Linked DNA regions of Homo sapiens: region 2 is linked to region 1. The links are chromatin loops, found by intact Hi-C in ENCODE. Cell type or tissue: A673. All regions are shown on one strand. Links, peaks and the distances in the headings refer to the core of each region. The heading gives the core; the rest is flanking DNA. Region 1 has its middle 360 kb from the start of ZIC3. Region 2 holds the start of LINC02931 (long intergenic non-protein coding RNA 2931).

The links. Peaks named below come from ENCODE experiments on the same cell type or tissue, not always from the same donor. Only the 100,000 strongest peaks of a DNase experiment are listed, where the experiment ranks them.
Region 2: a loop joins it to region 1, with 4 times the contacts of the local background. A loop is called at or near these places in 1 of 110 quality-filtered maps.

Annotation. Positions count from the first base shown.
Region 1 is chrX:137,919,256-137,930,744 of GRCh38, forward strand. No RefSeq gene overlaps it. Among named protein-coding and RNA genes, the nearest start is that of ZIC3, 360 kb to the left of the region's middle. RefSeq lists an enhancer at 11,182-11,489. In A673, for the core only: CTCF peaks have their summits at 7,059 (motif pointing left) and 7,260; a DNase peak (open chromatin) is centred at 7,016.
Region 2 is chrX:137,555,722-137,567,210 of GRCh38, forward strand. It overlaps LINC02931 (long intergenic non-protein coding RNA 2931), which reads right to left and starts at 8,763. Exons shown (of 3, transcript NR_186571.1): 1 at 8,610-8,763; 2 at 5,323-5,476; 3 at 470-583. It overlaps ZIC3 (Zic family zinc finger 3), which reads left to right and starts at 10,406. Exons shown (of 3, transcript NM_003413.4): 1 at 10,406-11,489. The coding sequence starts at 10,971. RefSeq lists an enhancer at 10,807-11,392. In A673, for the core only: a CTCF peak has its summit at 6,540; a DNase peak (open chromatin) is centred at 6,560; H3K4me3 peaks cover 521 bases; H3K27ac peaks cover 2,657 bases.

The sequences.
Region 1 (11,489 bases), core at 2,394-10,393:
AGTCATTCAACAAGGCAGAGTATATAATTCCACAATTGATTTTCTTGAAAGTTCATAGAAAATGTTCTTTGGGGTAAATATGTATGTGCCCAGACATTTCATATCATCAACAGAAGTCTCTGAGCAAAAGTCAACATGAAGGAAAAGAGATCTGGCTTGTTTAGATAAAAAAAATTCTGATTGCTCTTTTAGCTGCCTCTCTAGAGACAATAGGATGTTTTGGAAAGAGCATACGCTTTGGAATCATTTAGCCATGTGTTTAAATGCAAGTTAATATCTCTGTGATCTTGAACAAGTTACTTTACCTCTCTGAGCCTCATTTTCTTTATCTGTAAAATGAGGATAGTAAGACCCACCTGCTAGGTTGCTGTGAGAATTAAAATAGATAACACATACATGGTATCTGGATCTGTGCAAGTTACATAGTAAATCCTCAACATATAATATTGTTATTTTGATGATATTTAATCAAATTTTTTCAGCAGAAAAATTGTCCCCCCATTTGATTGTAATGTACATGAAACCTAGAGACCATGCTTACGTTATCTAGCACCTAACATATTGCATTGATATAGTAGGTACTCAGTTAATATTTGTTGGATGGATGGATGGACAGATCAATGGCAAGAACAGCATTTAACAAAGTGCCTGACACCAAGTTGTCACTTCATACTTAATTGTTAAATTGACTTGCAACTAGCCTGATTGGGTAGGAGAGAGGGAAACAGAGGGACCAGAACTTTCAAGTATCCTTAAGATTCATATTGGATCTTTTCTTCATCAATCTTTGTGAATACAGGGTTATAAGTTTGCCCTCTCCATCTTTTAGTGTCCTGGTCCACAGTCCTGTCCAAAACAGAAGTTAAACAAAGAGTCAAAGGCTAAATCCTCAATTGACAGAGTAAAAACTGGCCACAAGGTTTTCCCTTTAAAGGCAATTTCTTGCTGCCAAGTTCTTAAAAGGAGCATCTCCTGGGAGGCAGAGAGGCCAAGTTGCTCACTGGTTACACTAAGCCTCAAATATAGCTTTGGTCAGATCATGAGACACCTGAAACTTGCTTGTCGTCCAACAGAGAGGAAAGGATAATCTTGTGTTCCAACAGAGAAAAAAGGATAGTGTTTAGTTTGTTTTAAATGAAAATATAAATCTCTACTTTGGAGGCTGTTTCTTTCCCTTTGCCCTTTCTATAGTTTGAAACCAAATCCTTAACACTTATTTTATGCTCACTGTACCAGTTAATATTTGCATAAAAGGTTCAGCCTTCCATAAGACCTAGCTTTGTGTTTTCATTTAGCACATATTTACTGAGCATCCTCTTATGACCTAGCACTCTTCTACTGGCTCACACAAGTTTGCTGAATGTATCTTTCTGGCTAAATGGCATCACAGTTTTTGTGTACTAAATTTGACTCCAAGACTTGTAGAGATGTTTCCATCTTATTCATGTAAGAGTGGGCAGCTGCTTCAATAGCCGCATTAGAGGATATGAAAAACGGATTTACTCTAAGACATTTCTTTTTCCATTCTCATGTTCAAAATCTCTATCCTTAACATCACCAACACACCAATAGGCTATTAGCAAAGGAGGGAGCATTATCTTCCTTTTAGAAAGCCCCAGTTGACAAAAATATGTTTTATCATTCCTATTGGCATAGTGGCCAAGGTTCCCTGGTCTACTGAGCTGGGTGGAAGCTTGGGCTCTGAAGGGCTTCTGCTCACTAGGGCAAGATGATTCATGCCATCTGAGTGGGGAGCTGGAGGATAGAATACTTGAGTGAGTTACTGTGAGATAAAGGAATGAAAAAGATGCTCATAGGGAGGAGCCAGAGACAAATATGCTCTGCTCCATAATTTTGCCTCCAGAAGACCCTGTGAATGAGTTCGAGTTCCTCTTGCAGAAAGGCAAAATGTAGTCTGCATAACTTCATGCCAAAATTTAATGAAATCCATGTCTTGGAACCATTGTCTGCTATTTTGTTTGAATTGATTTTTTGTTACTGTTGTTTGCTTGCTTGTTAATGATGTAAGTGGATTAGTGGTGCTCTCCTTACAGAGATCATAAGCATTATCCCCTAAACTTCAGAGGTCAGCGTATCCCTAATAAACAATCAAACTCTGCTAAACATCTTCTCAGGTCTAGAAGAACCTCTCAAAGTTCTAAGGAGAAAATTTTCCTTAATCTGGGATTTAACTGTATAAACTGAGAGACTGAAAATGGGCATGACTTATCCTCTATTATCAACCTGTTCACCTTATCCCATCTTCCTTGTCACAGCTTTAAGGGGTATAAAAAGGTCAGAGTACAGGACAGAGAAAGGGAGAGAAAGCCAGGAGAGAGAGGGAGTAGGGAAAGAAAGAGAGAGACAGATTAAAGGGACAAGATAAGGAGTGAGAACCAAGAAAAGGAGGAGGGCTTTGAAGCTATAATTTGTTATATGCCAGGCTTTGTTAAAGGTTCAGATGACATAGCCATGAACAAACAAAATAGGCACAACCCCTGCCATGATACAGTGCACAGTGCAGTGGAGGAAGATAGACAGTAAGCAAGATAATGGAGTGAAACACATAATAAGTCAGTGTTAACTGCAGTGGCAAAAAATAAATTCGGCCAGGGGAATAACAAGCATTGACCAAGGGCTTGTTCTTTTAGGTATAGTCAACAATGAAGGTGTCCCTGAGAAAGGGATATTTGAGTCACTTTCTCAGTCATTTCTTAACTCATAGTTGTTGATCAGGGTGATGGCATGAAATTCACTGTGGTGGCATAAAATTCCAGGATGTGAGTTGATGAGGCCCATGGAAACAACAATTCCTATGATGACAAGGGTCCTGAGAGGTCATTTCCACCAGTCTCTGCATTTGCATGTGGTGGTAAGTGACTTGCCCAAGCACATAGGCAAGTAAGGAACAAAGCTAAGAAAAGAAACTAACTTTTCTGACTCCCAGTCCAGTGTCTTTTCCATCTACTTAGGGGTACGAGGACACAGATTTTTTTCTCATGCCCTTCAAAAATGAAAAATATGGATATTGCTCCCTAAGTCAATTGTTCTCAACCTTGAAGATGTGAGTGAATCTCCTGGGAAGTATGTTGTAAATAAAGATACCATGGTTCACCCCTAGAAAATTCTGATGCAGATAGCCCATGGGTCTCACGTTGAGAACCCCATCTAGGCCATTGGGCAGAGAAGTAGGGTTTTATCAGAGTTTTGTCTTGTCTTCTTCAGATCTCAATTCCTTGCCAAAGTTAGTTTTAAGTCATTCCATTCATCCAGTGAGTCTTGTCATATTTTGTTTAAACAAGTCACCATTCTTCTAATCTGTGTTCTCTTAGAATCTTTTCTCTTCATTGGGCATGTAAGCATCCAGATTAGAAATGTCTAGAGCATAGGGACTGTGAAAAAATATGTAGATGAAGCCTAAAAAGAGATTCAAAGGTGATAGACGATAGAGGAAATTTAAGGTCAGGCCAAGAAATTCAGATTTGGGCCTATAGAAAATGAACATTATTTGTAGACTTTTCAAGAGAGAGGTGATGTTATCAGACTTGTTTTTTGGGGGACAATAAGTCAGGTAAGATTGTGTAGGATAGATGATAGTGAGAAACTGGTGGCAGGAGGAAAGTAATTTTAGGAGGATATTTTAAGATTGCAGGCAAGAGGAGAAATGGGACTGTGGCTGTGGATGTGAGGATGAAAATTGAAGGGGCATAGGCATGCAAGCCATTGGAGATGTTTAAATCCACAGGGCTTGATGACTGATTGGCTCTGCATGGTGAAAAAAGATAAAGGAGTCAAAATGACTTCAAACTTTCTTCTGAGCTAGGAACAATTGCAGGAAGAGCAAGTTTGGCACAGGCAGATATAATGACTTTGGTTTGGGCCATATTAAGTTTGAAGTGTTGGTAAAATAACCATAAGGATGTGTGTATTCAAGAGAAGGATTAAGTGTAGAGATCTAGATATGGCACTGATTATTTCATAGCTGATAGTTCCTTTATTCCGCAAAATTTATTGAACACTTACTATGTTCCAAGTATTAATCCAGATGCTTAATGTACGTGAGTGTACAGACAAAATTCTCTGCTTTCATGGGGCTGACATTCTTGCAGGGATGAAGTAGGGAGGGGGTAGACACCAATAAACATAATAAATAAGTAAAATATAAGTTAGAACATAATAAGCGTTATGAAGAAAACTGGTATCAAGGGAATGCCAATGATAGCCCAGAAAGAAAGAGATAGAAGGGTAAAATCCAGAGAGAAGGGTAAGGGCAAACTCGTTGGAGCATTGACATTAAGAATTTGATAGAGATATAACAGTGATTAATCAGCAGAAGAAATAAAAAGTGAAATAGGAAGGCTGAGAGAACCAGGGTGATTGGAGGAAAATGTTTCTGTCAGAGACTGAGCATCGGTGTCAAATGTTGCCAAGGGGTGAAATACATTGAGGGCATCTATGAGGCTATTGAGATTGAAAACTAAGAGGCTATTTGGTGGAGTTGCAAAGGCAGCTCCTAAGTGTGACATTGACTTTATATTAGGATACACACTTACAGGGAATTAATAAGAGAATGGATGATTTACAAAGTAGCAATAATGAATAAGGGAATTATTTTTAATGTTTATAAAATAAAAAGTAAGGTTGAGATTGTACCTAGAGTGAATAAGAAGTAACATTATGAAGAGCATTTTTGGTTGAGGGCTGATGATTAGTGAGGGAAACATGAGAGTATGTGTTGGCTGAGAGAAAGGACCCAATGGGAAAGAAAAGTGTTACAATTTAAGAAAATGGAAAATTGATGCATCAAGGTAGAATGAAGAGCATAACAGAGATTTATACTCTAAGGCTAATAAAATTGTTGGGATTAATTTTGAAATGAAGATATAACAGGAGAAAAGGAAAACAGATTGGATGAAGATATGGAAAGACTTTGTGGTGGGAAGGAATGGGAACTGAGGACATTTATGTTTTATAATACGACAGTTTGAGAAGCATAGAAAGGGTCAGAAAAGCATTTGTCAGGAAACAAATAAGAGCATTGAGCAGCAGTGTTGCAGGCCCAGCTGAAGGTCGATATGTGAGTATATAGTGGGGCCACTCAGAAGGATGAGTTGTCTGTGTGTGTGTGCTCACTAAGATCTTTATAGATGGGGAGGAGTAAAACAATAACTATGGGCGCACCCAGGATTGAGTTTAGCACAGTAGTCTCAGAAAAAGATGACATTAGAGAAAATGTATTATTATTGAGTTTAGAAGTGATTAACCATGGTCTCCTGAATGGGTAGAAATAGAGGTGAAAGCATCTGGTGGCAAGAATAGGGAGGTATACAAGGGCGGGAAGGTCCGATGTCCAATGGGGGTGGGAGCATATGTTTAGTGGGACTGAGGAAAAAGAGAGCTTGGAGTCTCTTGCAGACTGAAGTAAGGGAGGGAAATTTTGAGGTTTAAGAATTTAGAGTAAGAACAGTTTCAGGTGACAATAAGGTCATGATGTGGCCACTAAGATGATTGGTAAGGTAGAATACAGATGAAGGTCATTGGAATAAAGGGGATCAAGGCCAGTGTCATGAATGAGTTATCTACATGAAGGTTGAAGTTATTCAGGAGGTAAGGGGATCTGGTGGAAAGAAGATGGTAATCTGGATTTCAGAATGTTTAGTGAATGCAGTGGAAAGCCTGGGAGAGAGATCTGAAGATGACTCTGAAAAGTTTATCAGTCAAATAATGAAGGCTTCAAAAGAGGAGGAGTTATTGATGAAAAGAAGCCTAGAAGAGTCTGGAATGGGGAGTCTGGAAACGCTTGCCAGTCTTTTTACCCCAGGATATATAGAGTGTGGATGAATGAAGGAACTTTAGAGCTTTGCTAACTCAAGTGCAGCTTGTAAACCAACAGCACCCAGTATCATCTGGGAGCTCATTAGAAATACAGAATCTCAGGTTAAACCTCTGACGCGCTGAATCAGAATCTGCATTTTATCAAGATTTGCAGGTGACACATCTACACATTAAAGTTCAAAAAACACTGCTAAAGTGGTTATGAAGGAAGTGTCCCTATCAGAAGAAAACTAAATTTTAATGAAGGGGTAATAGAAACTTTACAAGAGATGTGTTACCAAGGCCTAGGGGTGAGTGGAGCTGAACCAAGTAGAGAACTAACCAGTTATAACTGGAACTAAGGTGTGAACTTAAACTGCTTAAGAGTGGAATTGGGTGTGGTACATCCAGGCAGGTGATCTTTGTCTTGGTCTAGCTTCATGTGGTGGAGAAAACTGGGCTGGCTGTGGCTGTTCAGGTGGGTTGATGAGCCTTTTTGAAAGGCTCTTCTTAAGTAAGAAGAACATCTGTGCTCATCGTCTGTAGCTTGGGTTGTGGCTCATGCCTGGTGGAATTGCTTATAATAACGAGGCTTCTTGCTGTGAAATTGAATTCATGTTGAAAGGCAATGTGAACATTTCCTGTTAGTTGATGAGAGGGAGTAAATCCTTCATGAGACGATGTGTTTCGAGACCATAGCATGCAAGTTAAGTGTGCAGTGGTGTTGCCAACCCAAATCTTTAAAGGATTTTTGCCCCAGAGATTTTGAGCTGGGCCTGGGAAAAAGTTGACAATGACAACAAATGCCAGAAGACAAAGGTGCTTCAAGCTGAAAACTTGGCAAAGTTGCCTTTAGCTTTTCAGAGTTTTGTTCACTGCTTTTTCTTTCTGTATTTATTTCACTAGCCTTACCATTTCCCCTTCCAAATAAGAGGTGAATATTAATTTAGGCAATATTAATTAAAATAACCTGAAAGCTTAAAGCCATGGCTATAACATATACTGGCTGAACATATGTGCATGTAAAAGTATCAATATTGAAAGCCCCTGCTGTGAAAAGCCATAGCAAAGAATTTTTAGCAGACTTACTTCTGGGATCACTAATGATTAATTAGTGTGTATCATAATGTAAAGCAAATGTCACCCTAGCTACCTGGGGTTGCTGTCATTTGAGAGTGGAGCAATTTCCTGTTGATCACCAACAGTAAAATGAAAACTGCCTGCCATCTTGTGGAAGATGGTGGGTATCTCATGCCCAGGGAAAAAAGCAAGTGAGCCTTCTAGACCCTTCTTGCATGTTCTCTTGGAAGACAATAAATTTATTGTCTCTTGTAGAGAACCATAATAAGAATTAAAATGGAAAGAACACATTTCAATTAAAAATGCACAATTATGTTTCCTTTCTCATTATACATTTCGAAATCAGGGCATCTAAGTCTAAATAGTAAACAGAGTCTTTTCATCGGGTGGCCGTTCGTTGAAGAATTGTGATTTGGCCTGACCTGCTCAGTTTATTGGCTAGCCTCAAGAGAAATTGTAGCTGAATAAGTATTTCAGATCACTACCTGAGAAGCAAAGTACAGGCTATGAAATGGTGAACTGAATGCCAAACCAGCAGTTCACGGATTTTTTGATTTAAGCAGGATTCTTAGAGCACTCAGGAGTTTAACCTGCTCCTGGGTAGCCTTTAAATGGTTCTGCCCAGGGCAGCCATCAGCTCAGTTGATTACTGTAACTCCCTCAATCCCAGGAAAATTTGTGTCCTGGGGAACAAATAGTTATTTCCTAACTCCAATCACAATTGAGAAAACAATTGAACCAGTAAAGTGTTGCTTGGAGGAGACAGGTGAGCAGAGCAGTAGAGGGAATTGTTGTTTGGAAAGATCAGGAAAATAAGACTGTCTCCAAGTTCCTTAACAGGTGGTTTTTGTCAAATTGAGGTGGGGGGAGTTAAGTGGCTATTTCATTAAATTGATTGGTCAATTTAGTCAAAATGGACAATTTGGTAAGCTTGTATAGACCCAGTCAGAGTCGTTTTTGGAGGCTCTTTAACAACCCGGATCTAATCCAGTCTATGTGTCCAGTCCCTGGTAGTGAGTGTATTTTCTCTCTTTCTCTCTCTCTCTCTGTATCTAAGTATGTTTTTTATGTGTCTATCTATGTATTGACTTTAAATATCAAATTTCACTTCCTGGTTTCAAGTACATATATCTATTTCTCACTTTCTTGCCATAGTACAGGAGCTGATTTAGTGAGATCAAAATTTATTTTAAAAATATGGTCTCCCACTACAACCATGCTTGACTAGCTTCGCATTTATGGCTGGGCGCAGTGGCTCACACCTGTAATCCCAGCACTTTGGGAGGTCAAGGCAGGTGGATCACGAGGTCAGGAGTTCAAGACTGGCCTGACCAATATGGTGAAACCCTGTCTTTACTAAAAATACAAAAATTAGCTGGGCGTGGTGATGCGTGCCTGTAGTCCCAGCTACTCGGGAGGCTGAGGAAGGAGAATCACTTGAACCCAGGAGGCGGAGGTTGCAGTGAGCAGAGATGGCGCCACTGCACTCCAGCATGGGTGACAGAGTGAGAATCCATCTCAAAAAAAAAAAAAAAAAAAGGAAGAAGACTATGCATTTAAAATAAAAATAATACATCTCTGTTGATGGATGACTTGGGACAGTTTTCACGAGAACTTAAAATGATTTTTGCTATTTTGCAGCATATATTTTAATTGAAAGACATCCATGCACACTTTCCACAACAAATAATTATAGGGTAGTCAAACACAATAGAACATTCAAACATTTATTATTCAGTAACGAGGTTATATACGAACAGGAAGCCAAAACTTCTCCAATGGTTAGCTACTTGTAAAGGTAACTCTATAATTAGGTACATTCTACAATTTCATATAGCACCTAGTTACTGAGTAAATATTCATGCAAGTGTCCAATTATTTTTGAATTGCCCTATATTGTCACAGTTACATGATCAAAAATGAAAGGAATAAAAAATACTACATGCAAGCAGTAGAAAATAGATCATTTAGTGGCCTTTCCTTCATACTTTTATTTCATTTCTTTACTTGTGAGAATTCCAAAATGTATCCTCTTCTTGTAAATACTGACGCAAGCATTCTTATACCTACTAGTTAACCAGAACTGAAAACTACAACTCCCAAGAAGCTCAGCAGCATCCTGATACAATGATAGCTGGCAGTAAAGAAAACAGTTTAAATATTTTGTAGTGATATCATTCTCTCTTTGGATATGTGGCACAAGAGTACATTTTTTTTTGATACACAGTAAGCATAAAACCTGATAAGCAAGCTGAAATCAAACCAATGAAGGAAAGTTCTCATTTTCAATTATGCTCTTGACAAGGTGTGTTTTATTTTGCTTTTTAATCGTTTATTTTTTAAGGATGTGAGTTTTAAATGTACACTCTTTTAAAATATGAATGTAACTATGTATTTTACCTATAATAATACATGTCACCCGGGAGCATTTCAATTTTTTAAAGGCACTTAGAATTTCACAAAGAGTTGGAATTTTGAATACCAAAATAAGAATTCATGTTTTCCAGCTGAGATAAAGCTTTCTGATGGGTGGAATACATTACAGGTCCAAAAAATGCAGTGGTGAGAATAAATAAAATAAATTGCTTTCCAACTGCTGTCTTAGTTTTCTTTCCCCCAGCATTAGATGGTATGCATCATGTAATAAGAGCAAGTCCGTTAAGTGTTTTTGCTCTCTGTAATATCAGGCTGCTGGTGATGGACAGAATTGTGTTATAAATAGGGAGTGGATGTGGAAGTTGTTGTTATAAAATCACTTTTTCTCCACTCATTGGAAAATAAGTTCACTTATAGTTATGCTACCATGGGGTAGTTAAACTTTTAACTCATGGAAACATTCTATTAGACCTGACAATATTATGCATTTTATTTGTTTATTAACATAGTGCTTAAAACTACATGTTTGTTACTAAAGATTACACGCCAAACAGGAGATATACAGAAATAGCCTCCTTCTATATATGAAGGACGAGAAATGACAAATCCATCTGCAATTTAAATTTTCTTCTATAGGTATTATCTTAGGTCCTCTTTGTGTGTTTTCTCCTATTTTTCTTTGTGTTAGCTCTATCTTTCTTTGTTTTAGCTGGCTTGTGCAATATGAAGACTCTGCCTTGCTTATAGCTCCTCAGCGGAGGCAGCCTTAATAACATCAGTGTCATTTTGTTTCTCCTCCTGATGTGCCTTTGTTTGATAGGCAGTTTCATTTGGTGTCATTGTTTAGCTTAAGCAGTTGGCACCTGGGGAAGTCTATGGAAACCTTCAATTCGTCAAATCAGGACTGACTGGCAAAAATATCGCTTGCTGATACAGACAGTCCCATATTTGGTTACTCAAAAATTGAACATGTATTTCAGTCTTGATTGGAAAGGAAGTCTTTGAAAGACATGCAGCTGCCAAGGTAGGGGGAGGTGCAGAGAATGGCTGGAGAGGTTTAGGTGGGGAAATCTTCAAACAGAGATGACTTAAGGTATCCAATATTTGCAGTCTTTAAAAAGGGGGTATTTGAGAAGTGACAAAGAGCCTGATACTTTACGGAAAAAGTGGACACTGATTATACAAGAGCCCTGATTATATAAATACTAAAAATTGACTCAATCAGTTGAGTATTTTCAATTCATGACATCAAACAACTGATCTGGCCATCTCCACCCCACCTCAAACCCTAAGGTGACGAAAAGGAATGGTTGTATATACAAACTTTTATCCCACTCTTCAGTGTCTCAGGTTTTATGCCGATGGCCACAGGTCAGGACATGGATGTAATTGCATCTAGCGACATCAATGTGCTTTTTGATTAATTTGGTTTTTGTTTATTTGTTTACTTTGTCAATTCAGACAAAAGATTCAGCAACTGAGCAGGAAAACATACCACTCAAACCAATCATTTGAGACTGTTGACTTCTTTCCATTTCCCGGAAAGTTCCACAAAACCAACTGCTCCAGCAGCACTACATAGACATAGCCTGATTGTATCACAGGTACCAAGCACAAAGACAGGAATTGGAACTGGAATTTCATATTTGTTAGCAACAAATATTGACAATATGACTCGGTTGGCAGAGACTCTAAGGTTGATTTAGGTTCAATTTTTCATTCATTCAGCCACAATATCTCATCAGCATATACTATGTGGCAGTCACTCTGCTAAAGAGGAACAAGAAAGATCAATTCCTGGAATATAGAGGCATTAAAGAGGAAAATTTCAATACAGTGTAATAAAAAAAAGTGACTCTGCTTTCCACCATGTGAAAAACTGCTTCCCTTCTTTAACCCCTGTTTTCTCTGGCAGGAGGGTTAGTGCTTGCTTTCTACACCTTCTCCCATCAGGTGATGCTTTGAAATTCCAAAATGTTCCAACAGTAACACTTCTATGCTATGTATCTGCACTTCACATCAACTTGAAACTGCCACCGAGTCTGGGAGCATACATGAAGGATTTCTCTGTGGCTAGTTCCACAAAGGAAATCAATTGTGCTCCAGTTCTGCACCTGTGGGATGGCTTTGCTTGTAGAATATACTCCTGCCTGTGAAGTGCAAAAGGACCTCTAATGGGCAGGCTTTCTAGCCACAGCTGGGGAGATAGGTTTGCTCTT
Region 2 (11,489 bases), core at 2,127-10,126, 360 kb before region 1:
AGTTTTTCCACGGGGGAAAAAAGGGTTCAGTTTCAAGTCACTCTGCAACTTGCTTGCTCCCATCTGTCCCTGCCTTCCACAACTTGGAGCTGTCCTCAAAGCCTGAACCAAACTGCATGATACCTGGACAGTTCTGGTTTTTGCAATCATCTAGAAATTGAGAGGCATAAGGTTCCCCTCACCAGTTCTTGGGATTCCACCTAGGGTGGGGGGAGAAACAGCAAAGGAAATATCACTGGGGAACAATTCTTAATGAGATGGCATGCTCCGAATCTCCACTCCCCTTCTTTCTTCTAGAAGGAGGTCAGGAGTGGATCTGTTGAAAACGGGGAGAAGTAGAATTAGAACAGCCCTTTTCATCAAGTAGCTCCATCCCTCACTGTCTTACAGGGGGAAATTTCGTTCTGCAACAGCAAAAGTGTAGCCCTTTAGTTGAAATAAAATAAATGGTTCCAGGTCCATAAGCATATCATTTCTTTACCAGACCTTTATTTCTTCCACCTCAGATCAGGGCAAGGGTCATTTCTAAAAGCAGGATGAATAACGTAGAAGTTGAAGGCGGGATTTTTCTTCATGGAAACATCTGGTAGGCAAAATAAATAGATAGAGATAGCAGTCTGGAGTGGGAACCCCAAGTTTATTCTTAGAGCACTTCTAGTTGAAGCATTTCTCAGACCTTAGTGGTATTACCAGGGCCAAGAATGTAAGCCTGGGAAGGCTGCAGGGTGGGAGCAAAGAGGCTCTAGATATTGACTAACTTTAACACAGTGGCTCCCTCATTAGAATCACCCGGGGAGTTTCAAAAATAGGCCACGGCACCCTTCCCTAGACCAAGTGAGTCAGAAGCTCTGGGGTTGGTCTGACCATCTGAATATTTCAAAGATTCCCAGCAAACTCCAATGTGGAGCTAGAGTTTCTGGTTCTACTCAATTGCTTCTGGAGCAGAGGGCAGGCAACCTCTCCCCCCTCTCAAATTGAGGGAGGGGATGTGAAATTTAATAGCAGAAACTAAATATTGCAATATAAGTCTCTAATTGAGAATCACAAAAACAAGATATCATGTGGGAGCTAGAGCTTTTAAGTGTGTGTATTAAGAAAATGGGTCCCCTTCTGCCAGGCACAGTGGCTCACGCCTGTAATCCCAGCACGCTGGGAGGCCAAGGCAGGCAGATCACCTGAGGTCAGGAGTTTGAGACCAGCCTGGCAAACGTGGTGAAACCCCGTCTCTACTAAAAATACAAAAAAAATAAAAAATAAAAAATAGCCAGGTGTGGTGGCAGACGCCTGTAATCCCAGCTACTCCGGAGGCTAAGGCAGGAGAATCACTTGAACCTGGGAGGCGGAGGTTGCAGTGAGTTGAGATAGCACCACTGCATTCCAGCCTGGGTGACAAGAGCAAAACTCCATCCTTAAAACACACACACACACACACACACACAACAAAACAAACAAACAAAATAAAAACAAAGAAAAGAAAAGAAAAGAAAATGGGCCCCCTTCCATACCCAGGGACATATTAGAAACTCAGGAGCTGGGCGCGGTGGCTCACGCCTGTAATCCCAGCACTTTGGGATGCCGAGGCGGGTCGATCACCTGAGGCTAGGAGTTGGAGACCAGCCTGGCCAACACAGTGAAACCTCATCTCTACTAAAAATACAAAAATTAGCTGGGTGTGGTGGTGGGCGCCTATATTCCCAGCAACTTAGGAGGCTGAGGCAGGAGAATCGCTTCAACCCAGGAGGCGGAGGTTGCAGTGAGCCAAGATTGTGCCATTGCGCTCCAGCCTGGGCGACAAGAGCGAAACTCTGTCTCAAAAAAAATAAATAAATAAATAAAAGAAAGAAAGAAAGAAAGAAACTCAGGAAAACAGGCAAGTGTGTACAGATGTGCACTACAACTAGTGGTTATGGGCTACCAAAACTACCCAAAACTTCAGTTTGCTTAAGTAGGCAGTGGAGGCTCCCTTGCCTCCAAACAAACTTAGAGCCTAAAACCACCTTAAAAAGGAGAAAGAGTTAAGAGGTAAGAACTAATGAGCTTTTCTAAAGTGGGAAAGGAGTATTTCAGTGATGGGGAGAGGGGTCTCCTGGAATGTTTTTGAGGCCACTGAGCTGCTGACAGGTTCAGCTTTTGGAACTTGTACTGATAGGAGTGAGGAAAAGGACACTGTAGGCCATGTGTTTTTCCTCTTTCATTTAATAGGTAGATAGATAAGAACTTCCATGGAGGAATGTGTGATGAGGGTGGGGAACAGGGGAAGAGGAGAACGGATGTCTGCTGATAAAACCTGCTTCACTCTGTCCTTGGTCCTCAGGAAAACTTGACCTTTAGCCCTGGATGGCTCGAGAGGGGCCTCTGCACAGCCCAGTGTGGACTGAAGTTTGTGCATCCAGGTTGGGAGGGCAGGGCTAAGCAGAGGGACCACAGACTCTGGCTCTGAGGATTCCACCTGTTTATAGCCCTCAAGGGCCCATAGGGGCATTCTTGCTGAAATCAGGCTCCTCTGTTCTTGAAGACAGACCCATTAAAATGAGAGAAAGAAGGACCAAGGGACGGCAAGGCGAGGAGGATTTTTTAGGCTTGGTGAAACTTGAACCCTAGAGAGCAAAGGGAAGGGGGCCTCAGGCTCACACAACCTGAGCAAAATAGGAAAGAATATGCAAGGCAAACACCCATCTCAGGTCCTGCAGGGGTGGCAGGAGGATCAGGTCAATGAATGGGACTTTGAGGCCTGCAGTGCGTGGGATCTTAAGGTCCCTAGCACGCTAGTACTCAATGTGTGCAGTACTCAATGTCTGCTGTGCTACTCATGGTGAGTAGCACAAGGGGCTTTCCTTCAGGGGCTAGGACAGGAGCAGGCACAATTAGTCACTGTTTGGGAACAGCGCCCCGCTGCCAGTCCTGTGGTAACAATCTAGCCAGGGTAGCTCCTGGGCCTCTTGATGAGAAAGGACAGGCCCGCTGAGCCAGAACAGAAATTTCACCAGGGGCTTTTCTTGGGCCTTCAGGGCCACCCTGTCCCCAAGTTGACTTTCCCACAAATGGAGCTTTTGGAAAACACTTTGGCAAGTGGCACAAAGTCAGGCTACACTTTGGTGAGAGCTCCATTGGGTGTGACAATTTAGCCTGGCTAGACCATACTCCTGAAAGTAGGAGTGCCATATAAGATACATAATGTCCTATAAAATCTGAATTGCCAATAAAGAATATTTTAGTATAAGTATCTCCCAGGCAATAACTGGGACATACTTAAACTAAGAAAAAATCGTTTATTTGAAATTCAAATGTAACTGAGCGTCCTGAGTTTTTGATGTGCTAAATTTGGCAACATTACTTGTGTGAGTGGCTATTTGGGTCTGAAAGAATTGTTTGCCAGTCTGGACCAGGTTCAAAAGGTGAAGTGTAATCTACCAAAGCTGAGTCTGAGGGGCAAGGGTTGAGGATTATGCAGCCTTATAGAGAAATTCCTGATAGGGCCGGAGTGGAAGGAAAGATGAAGGAGAGGGGAGACATACCTAAGGGGATGAGCTAAGGTAGTAGTTAGTAAGCTGGGTTGTTGGGAGCACCCTGGAATCTTTTTTTATTTTAGAGGGAGTCTTGCTCTGTCGCCCAGGCTGGAGTGTAGTGGCGCCATCTCAGCTCACTGCAACCTCCGCCTCCTGGGTTCAAGTGATTCTCCTGCCTCAGCCTCCTGATAGCTGGGATTACAGGTGCCTGCCACCACACCCAGCTAATTTTTGTATTTTGGTAGAGATGCGGTTTCACCATGTTGGCCAGGCTGGTCTTGAACTCCTGACCTCAAGTGATCCACTCACCTAGGCCTCCCAATGTGCTGGGATTACAGGCGTGAGCCACCATGCCTGGCCCACCCTGGAATCTTTATAATAACATATCTTTATAGTTTAAAGGGGAAGAGTGCAGAGAAGGAGCATAAATGTTTTGCCCAAGTCTACCAGCTGATGGCATTTGTCCTGGGAAGAAAGGGAGGGTAGCGTTTCTGGGCAAGAAGAGGAGCTGGGTGAACGCTAGGCCCTCACTGAGGAGGGGCAGTTGAGTTGGGAGGGAGTCCATCTCTCTGTCCCTCCAACCCCCTCAGGCCTAGGGAATTGGGGTCACTTCCCTCAGGCTTCCTGGCCTCACATGCCTGGCTTGGTTTGGAGCTGTCGTTGCCCCTGAGGGCTCAGTCACGCAGAAAGGGTCAATAAACTGTGTATCTCTAGCCAAAGAAGAAAGACAATAAAACCACCCTCAGGGTCAGAGGTCACCTAGTCACTGATTGAGATATTCACAACTCTTTTTCCTCTCTTCTCATCCCTTCTTTCTCCTGAGACTCCTCCTCCCTTGACTACTTTTTCCCTTTCTCCAAAGCCAAAAGTATCCCCAAAAATAACTGAGATGTGGGGCTGGGGGAAAAAAAATCAAGCCATATGCAAAATGAAGCTGGAAATCTAGGAGGGTGATGGTGGATAAAATCTACTGGTCAAGAATACCTAGCCTCTGCTGACACTACAGTCCAACCCCTAGTCCAGGGGTCGGCAAACTTTTTCTGTAAAGGGCCAGATATAAAATATTATTTTAGGGTTTTCAAACCACATTCAGTATCTGTAGCATAAATTCCCCCCCTTTTTTGTCCTTCTTTTTCTACTTCTGCTCTCTAACCCTTTAAAGATGTTTTAAAAATAAAATAAAATAAAACCATTCTTGGCTCCTGGGGCCATACAAATACAACAGGCTATGGGCCAGATTTGGCCTCCAGTTTGCAGACCATAGTCTGCCATTCACGTCCAAACCAGCAGTTAGTCTAATTCACTCCCACTCTATCTTGTTGGTGGGGAAAGAAAAAAGGGAGGAAAGGGAGGCCCTATGCTTTGTTTTAATGTCAAAGCCCTTTCCTCCCACCCCCTCACTAGGAAATAACTAGATGAATAACCACAAACCAAGTGCAAATTGCAACAGGCAATTTGATTTTACAAAATGCAATTCCTAAACTACACAAAGTTCCTTGGGAGTGGAGACAGCATTTTTCCTAGGGATCAGGAATTCTCCCTCTCAGCTTGGGCAAAAGAAAGGCGGCCTCTGCCCCTCAGCGAGGAAGGGAGAAAGAAGATGAAATGGTGGAATAGGCCTGGACTAAGGAAATGTAACTTGGGGACAAAGGGTTGGTGGGGGCTCCAGATCTAGGCACTAAGGATGAGAGTTGCTGCCAGAAGCCATAATGTGGCCCAGAGATATCTTTCCCATCACGTTGGGAGGATTCTTTCTCAAAGCAAAGAAATGAATGAACAAATATCTCAGAATAGTCTAAGGCTTCTCTCCACTTGCCTTGAAGCTAATTTACATTTTAGAACTAGTACAGCATTTAGCAGCTACAAGGAACTTGGGGTCCTGGGTAAATGTGTGCTCCAAAATGTCAGGCAAACTTGGCTCTCCAAATTGATTCTCCTTCCCCCATCTCTTCAGGTGTCTGGGGAAGGACCTGTAAACATAAATCAAATGTGTCACTGTGTATCTCAGCCTCTGCCTGCATCCCCCTCTTCTCTTGCCTGGGCACTCCCCACCTACAAGGTGTTCTGATCTAGAAGGAAGGAAGAAGTCCTCTTTCAATGTGTCTTGCTCTCCTGGCACCTGGAGCCACTGCTAGTGCAGCTGGGGGCTAACACCTAGTCACCCCCAGAGCGGTAAAGGTATTCCATGGCAGCAGAACCTAGCAGGCCACAGCTCGTCATAAGCCTTTCACTCAGATTTGCCTGAGGACCACTGCCTACCACTTGGGTGGGGTGGTTCACTGCATTTTCTATATTTCAGGGACTCCCTTTATAATTCCAAACTGGATTCTGATAGTTCTAGTTCAAGTCCCTGCCTGCCTCCTTCAAGTTCAGCCCTATTTACTTCAGCCTATGTCTCTGAAGTTCAAGTATATATATCTGTCTGCACAGCCCTGATTGACAAGTACAATGAAAATGTCTCATTCCTGTCTGGTTTGCATTTCATTACATTGGGTAACAATATGCCTTGTATTTCAGAGGACAAAGGCAAAAAAAAAAGGGGGGGGGTTAATTAACAATATCTGTTTATTCTCGATTGAATTTTAAAGGTATTTAGGGCTTATAAAATATGTGTCAAATGATAGGACCATAGTGAAAATTCTGATGTGGCCAATAAAATCTGGAGCTGTGTGATTTTACGCTCACCAACCTGCAGACACACTTGGTTGGCAAGTGTGTCAGCATGTCCTGGAGATCGATAGTTCAGCTTGGCCCCTGATGCCAATTAAGTGCTTTATCTTAGCATAAAAATAAAGAGAAGTTAAAAATGCATTCTTTTCCCAGCTTTCTTCCCCCTTCATTTTTTATTGCCACTTGCAGTTTTTCTTTTAAAAAGATCTGGGACTCTGAAGAGAGGGTGGGGATTTATGTAAAGAAAGTGTCATTTACCAGGAAAAAAGGCGAATAATGGTGAGTTTCAAGGACATGTTGCAATGAGAAACACTTTGTGCTCCACTAGGGAGAGACAGGGGCACCAAATTCAGCGTCCTGGAATAATTCCCTTCCTGGATTCAAAGATTCATTTATTGAAATAAATCAGGAAGCCTTGGCAGAACGGAAATCCGCTTGCTGGGTTTAAAGGGCCTTTAAAATGTTGCGAGTGTTAGATTGCAAGTCTTTTCTAAATACAAAACAGAAGAAAAGACCGCAGCGTTTCCCTTGAACTTAAAGAAAATTACTAGGTCACCGAATCAGGATAATTTCATGTCCACCACATAAAATGTGTTTAGAAAGAAATGCTGCATGATAACACAATGTGCTGTGTATGTTCTGTTTTTCGGAGGTTCGACGGAAGAGAAAAGTGCTGTGGAGTTGGGCTCTGGGTTGTAGGAAGAACCCGGTCCTACCCTACTGCCCCTCAGGACGTTCTGTTTCCCTACTGCTTCTTCAAGATGGATTCTAAAAATCGGGCTCAAAAGCTTTGCTGGTTTAGAAGTGATCAGTTTTTCTGATTTTATTTACTGCTTTAGATTTGGGCATAAAAATAAATCTTTTTCCTATTTACCGTTTGAACTCAGTGTGAGGGAAAGGATCCCATTATATTTCCTATCCATACAAACATGTGGATATTTAGACCCGACCACATACAACTTGGGGACACATAAAAGAGATTTATTGGTTAATTTACGTTGCCTACTACACATGTAAACCCTAGTAAGCCAAAGCTGCTGAGGGAGCCTCAGCTATAGAACCACGACCCCTGGGTTCGAGTTGTCCTCCCTGACTAGAGCTGTGACTCCTGTCTCCACCTGAAAAACGAAAACACGAGAGTTGTCTCCATCCCCTCACCTCTGCCTGTGTGTAGGAAAAACTTTTCTCCTCTTAGCTTTCCCTCTTCTGCCACCACTCTGTTCTCAGACTCAGCTCCCCAAAGCGCCCTGTTCCCCGAAGTTGTTCCCAGAGTCTCCTCTTGAAAATCAAGTTTGGGGAGGAGAGAAGCTCTAAGTCATAAGAAAAACTTCGCGATTTTTCCCCCCCAACAGCAGTGATTTGCTTTGTTGGGGGTGGGGACTTTGTTTTCATGTGCAGTAACTAGCTTTATCTGGAGGGATTTTGCTTTCTACCCTCTTTTAAGGGTCAGGGGTCCCCCTCCCCAAATAAGGAAACTCCCACTCAAACCAACTGAAACCGACTTAGAAATGGCCTGCCTCTGACCTGCTGTTCACAAAGCCCCCAGCCTCGTCCTTTTGCGCGCATCTGGGACCCCTGCGTCCCACAGAACAACGACACCCCCTCAGAACCGCACTCTCAGGATGGGCCCGGCTGTCCCGTGAAGGGCTCCATTGCCCGGGATTTTGGCCTGGCTGAATCGCCTCAGGTCTGCCCCCTTAACAAGCATCCACCCCCCCGGCCCCCACCTCCCCACTTCTCGGTTGATGATCTAATTGAATTATGCCTTTTTGTTCCAGGGACTACAGAGCACGTGCTGGAGGCAATTAATTATCGGAATGTGGCCGTATCAAAACGGACACTGGGCACCGGGTAGGTCAGCGGCGGCAACTTCCCCCTGCCTTGAGCTCAAGACCCCTTCCCAAATAGGGGCATGATGAGCTCCCTCGGCTGCCCCCCTTCTGAGCCCTTCACCCAGTTGCAATCGCGCAAGGCCCTCGATTCTCGGGGTACCTGGCGGGACTCCCCGGAAACTCTCGCATCAGCGCTGGCCCGGCCAGAGCTCGACAGCCGCCCCTTCCCGGTCCCCTAGTCTCGAGAACCGCTGTCCGCGGGACCAGCTCAGTGAGGAAATCCAAACTTTTTCAAACCAACTACTTAGCCAAGGGCGGTTGGGGTTGGTGGGAGGTGAAGAGAGGTAGAGGGAAGAGAGGAAATAAAGGAGAAAGTGAAAAGAAAGGTGGGGCGGGGGGGGGGGGGGGAAGAAAGGCAATCCTCCTTTTTTGTAAACCTGACTCCAGGGGATTCATTTGCATGATTTAAGCATATTTGTTCTCTGAACACACCAGCGCCCCCCTACCCCCCCAAAGAAACCCTCTGCTGAGAGGCACTGAAACCATTCTTGGAGAGCCTATGTTCGGCAGACGCAATAATTTAAGTCAGCAGTGAACTCACCTTCCAACCTGGGGAGAGAGCTCTGGATGTGGAGAGAGAATTGGGGCGAGTTTGATGGGAGGGGGTGAATACGGTAAGATGTGCTACCGGTAGGGTGTTCTCCCAGCAAACTGGCTAAGAAAGAAGGTGAAGTGTTGGCTGGGCCAGGCAGACTGGGGAGCAGGAAGTGAAAGGCTGCAGTTATAAAGCGCTGCTTAAGGCGGTCTCTCCTGGCGCCTCTGAACTTGATCAGATGTTCTATTTCCTACAGAGAGATGGCGGCCAGGCTGTGAGGCTGCCTCAAGGCGCAGACTTTGGGGCTTGGCCCAGCTAGGGATGTGACAATCACAGCCATCTTTCTCTCTGCCTTTTCTTTCCACTCTCTTCTGCATTCTTTGCAAATGCCTTGCAGGACACAAAAATGAGTGAATTTATAGCCTTGTCTGAACCTGGTCATTATGTCAGAAAGACCTTGCAACAGACAGAAGGCGAGAGGACTTTCACACACACCCCTGGAAGTAAATCCTTAAGGGGTAAGCAGTCCCTGAGGTCACTACATGCTTTACCTTCTCCGGGTAGGAGTAGAAGAGAGTAAAGCCTTGGCTGTTCAGAGGAAAGAAAATTCCATGTCACAGTCCCCATTCAGCATCAGCAACCCCCAACACGACTTTTGCATTTGAAAATGTTGAGAATTCAAAGCTGATTAGCCTAGTGATTTGGAAACCACCCTGATACTGTGTGTGTCTAGTGTGTTTATTATGTGTTTAGTGTGTTGTGTGCATGTTTTGCGTACACTGGCTAAAAGTGTTCTTTGCATGTTTTGTATTTGTGGGTATGCTCGCTGTTATGTGTATTTGCTCTGTTGTGTTTAGTTGTGTTTCTGTGTTTGCTGTGTTGTGCGTAGTTTATGTTACTGTGTTGTATGTGCTTACTTTGTTGTGTTGTGTGCGTATTTCATATGTCGTGTTTGTTTCCTGTGGTGCGCTTGTGTTTACTGTGTTGTGTGCTTGTTTCCTACTGTGTGCTTGGGTTTACTGCGTTGTATATGTTTGCTGTGTCGTGCCCGGTGTGTAATTCGGGAAGTGGGCAGCGGCGAGTACGGCCGCTGCTCACAAACTAAAGGGTCAACGCTTGGCGCAGACGGAAGTAACGGAGATCAGCTCTAATTGTAATCGTTTCTTCTCCTTTGGGTCTCGGACAGCTGCCGACAGGTTGGGGGCACAAACGGCGAACTATCCCGGCCTGGGTCCCGGCCTCGAGGCCATCAGAACTCGCAGTGATTGGAGGTGGACGCAGCGGCTGGACCGGGAGCGCGAAACTGCTGCGCTCTCCCCAGGATCTGCGCCCTGCAGCTACAGAGGGGACATGTTCTCAAGGTGGTGAGGCAGCGGGGGCCCAAGCAGGACTGGACGTTGAGCGCCGCGTCTCCTCCATCGGCGCAGCAGTGGGACCGATCCTCGCGGGGCAAAGAGCCCGCGAGGGGTGGGGGAAAGCCCGCGAGAGTCCCGGCGGCGTCCCGCCGTTTGCCGGCTGGAGCCTGGCCCCAGTTCCCCGCAGCCACTCAAGCCCGGTGGAGCCCACTCGCGGCCGCCCGGCAGCCGCCGCCTCACCTGCCAGGCACCCGGCGGCTGCCCAATCAGCGGGGGTCGCTCGGCCGCGGCTGCCATGTTCTCCGCTCCGCGCTGCCAATCAGCCTCGCGGCGGCCAATGGGCAGTCCGGCCGGAGGTCAGGTGACCGCGGGCCAGCTGGCTCCCCATTGGCGCGCGCCTCGCGGCCTCCCGCTCGGTTTATGTGCGAGGAGTGAGTGATTGACTTTATCAGTCCAAGGACATTACTCTGGAGGCGAAGAGGCTGGGACTCGCGCGGCGAGCGGCAAGCGGCGAGTAACGAGCCTGCCTACTGCCCGCTGCCCGCCTGCCCGGCCGCTAGCCGGCTCCGCCACTTGGCGCAGCCCAGCCCGGAGGCCGGTACCCAGGGAGCCTCCTGGCCCCGCGGTTCTGTGCACTCGGGGAGAGGAGGGGTGCCCGGGACAGGATTGGCAAACTCCGCCCTCCACTTACTATTTTGCTTATTTTTCTTTGTGCGCGCCTGTTAGTTTGTTAAACCAGATCTAGTCCGAGTCTTTTCTCCTCCCTTCTCCTCCCTCCTCCTCCCCCCGCCAACACCCCCTCCCTGCTCTTTCTTCCCCTCCTCCCTCCTATCCCTCTGCAGGAGACTCTTGCAGTGACGGAAAGTTGCAGCCCCTGGTAGCGCCTTGGGGGTCTCCCCGCAGTGTCCAACCGCCGCCACCCCTTTCCGACTACGGCACTTCGGAGATCTCCTCCTTCGCCGGTACCCTCTCTCACTTCGGCCGGATCGCCTGTGCCCAGAACGTCCCACCCATGACGATGCTCCTGGACGGAGGCCCGCAGTTCCCTGGGCTGGGAGTGGGCAGCTTCGGCGCGCCGCGCCACCACGAGATGCCCAACCGTGAGCCGGCAGGCATGGGGCTGAATCCCTTCGGGGACTCAACCCACGCCGCCGCCGCCGCCGCCGCCGCCGCTGCCTTCAAGCTGAGCCCTGCCGCGGCGCACGATCTATCTTCAGGCCAGAGCTCGGCTTTCACGCCGCAGGGTTCGGGCTACGCCAACGCCCTGGGCCACCATCACCACCACCATCACCATCATCACCACACCAGCCAGGTGCCCAGCTACGGTGGCGCTGCCTCTGCCGCCTTCAACTCAACGCGCGAGTTTCTGTTCCGCCAGCGCAGCTCCGGGCTCAGTGAGGCGGCCTCGGGTGGCGGGCAGCACGGGCTCTTCGCCGGCTCGGCGAGCAGCCTGCATGCTCCAGCTGGCATCCCCGAGCCCCCTAGCTACTTGCTGTTTCCCGGGCTGCATGAGCAGGGCGCTGGGCACCCG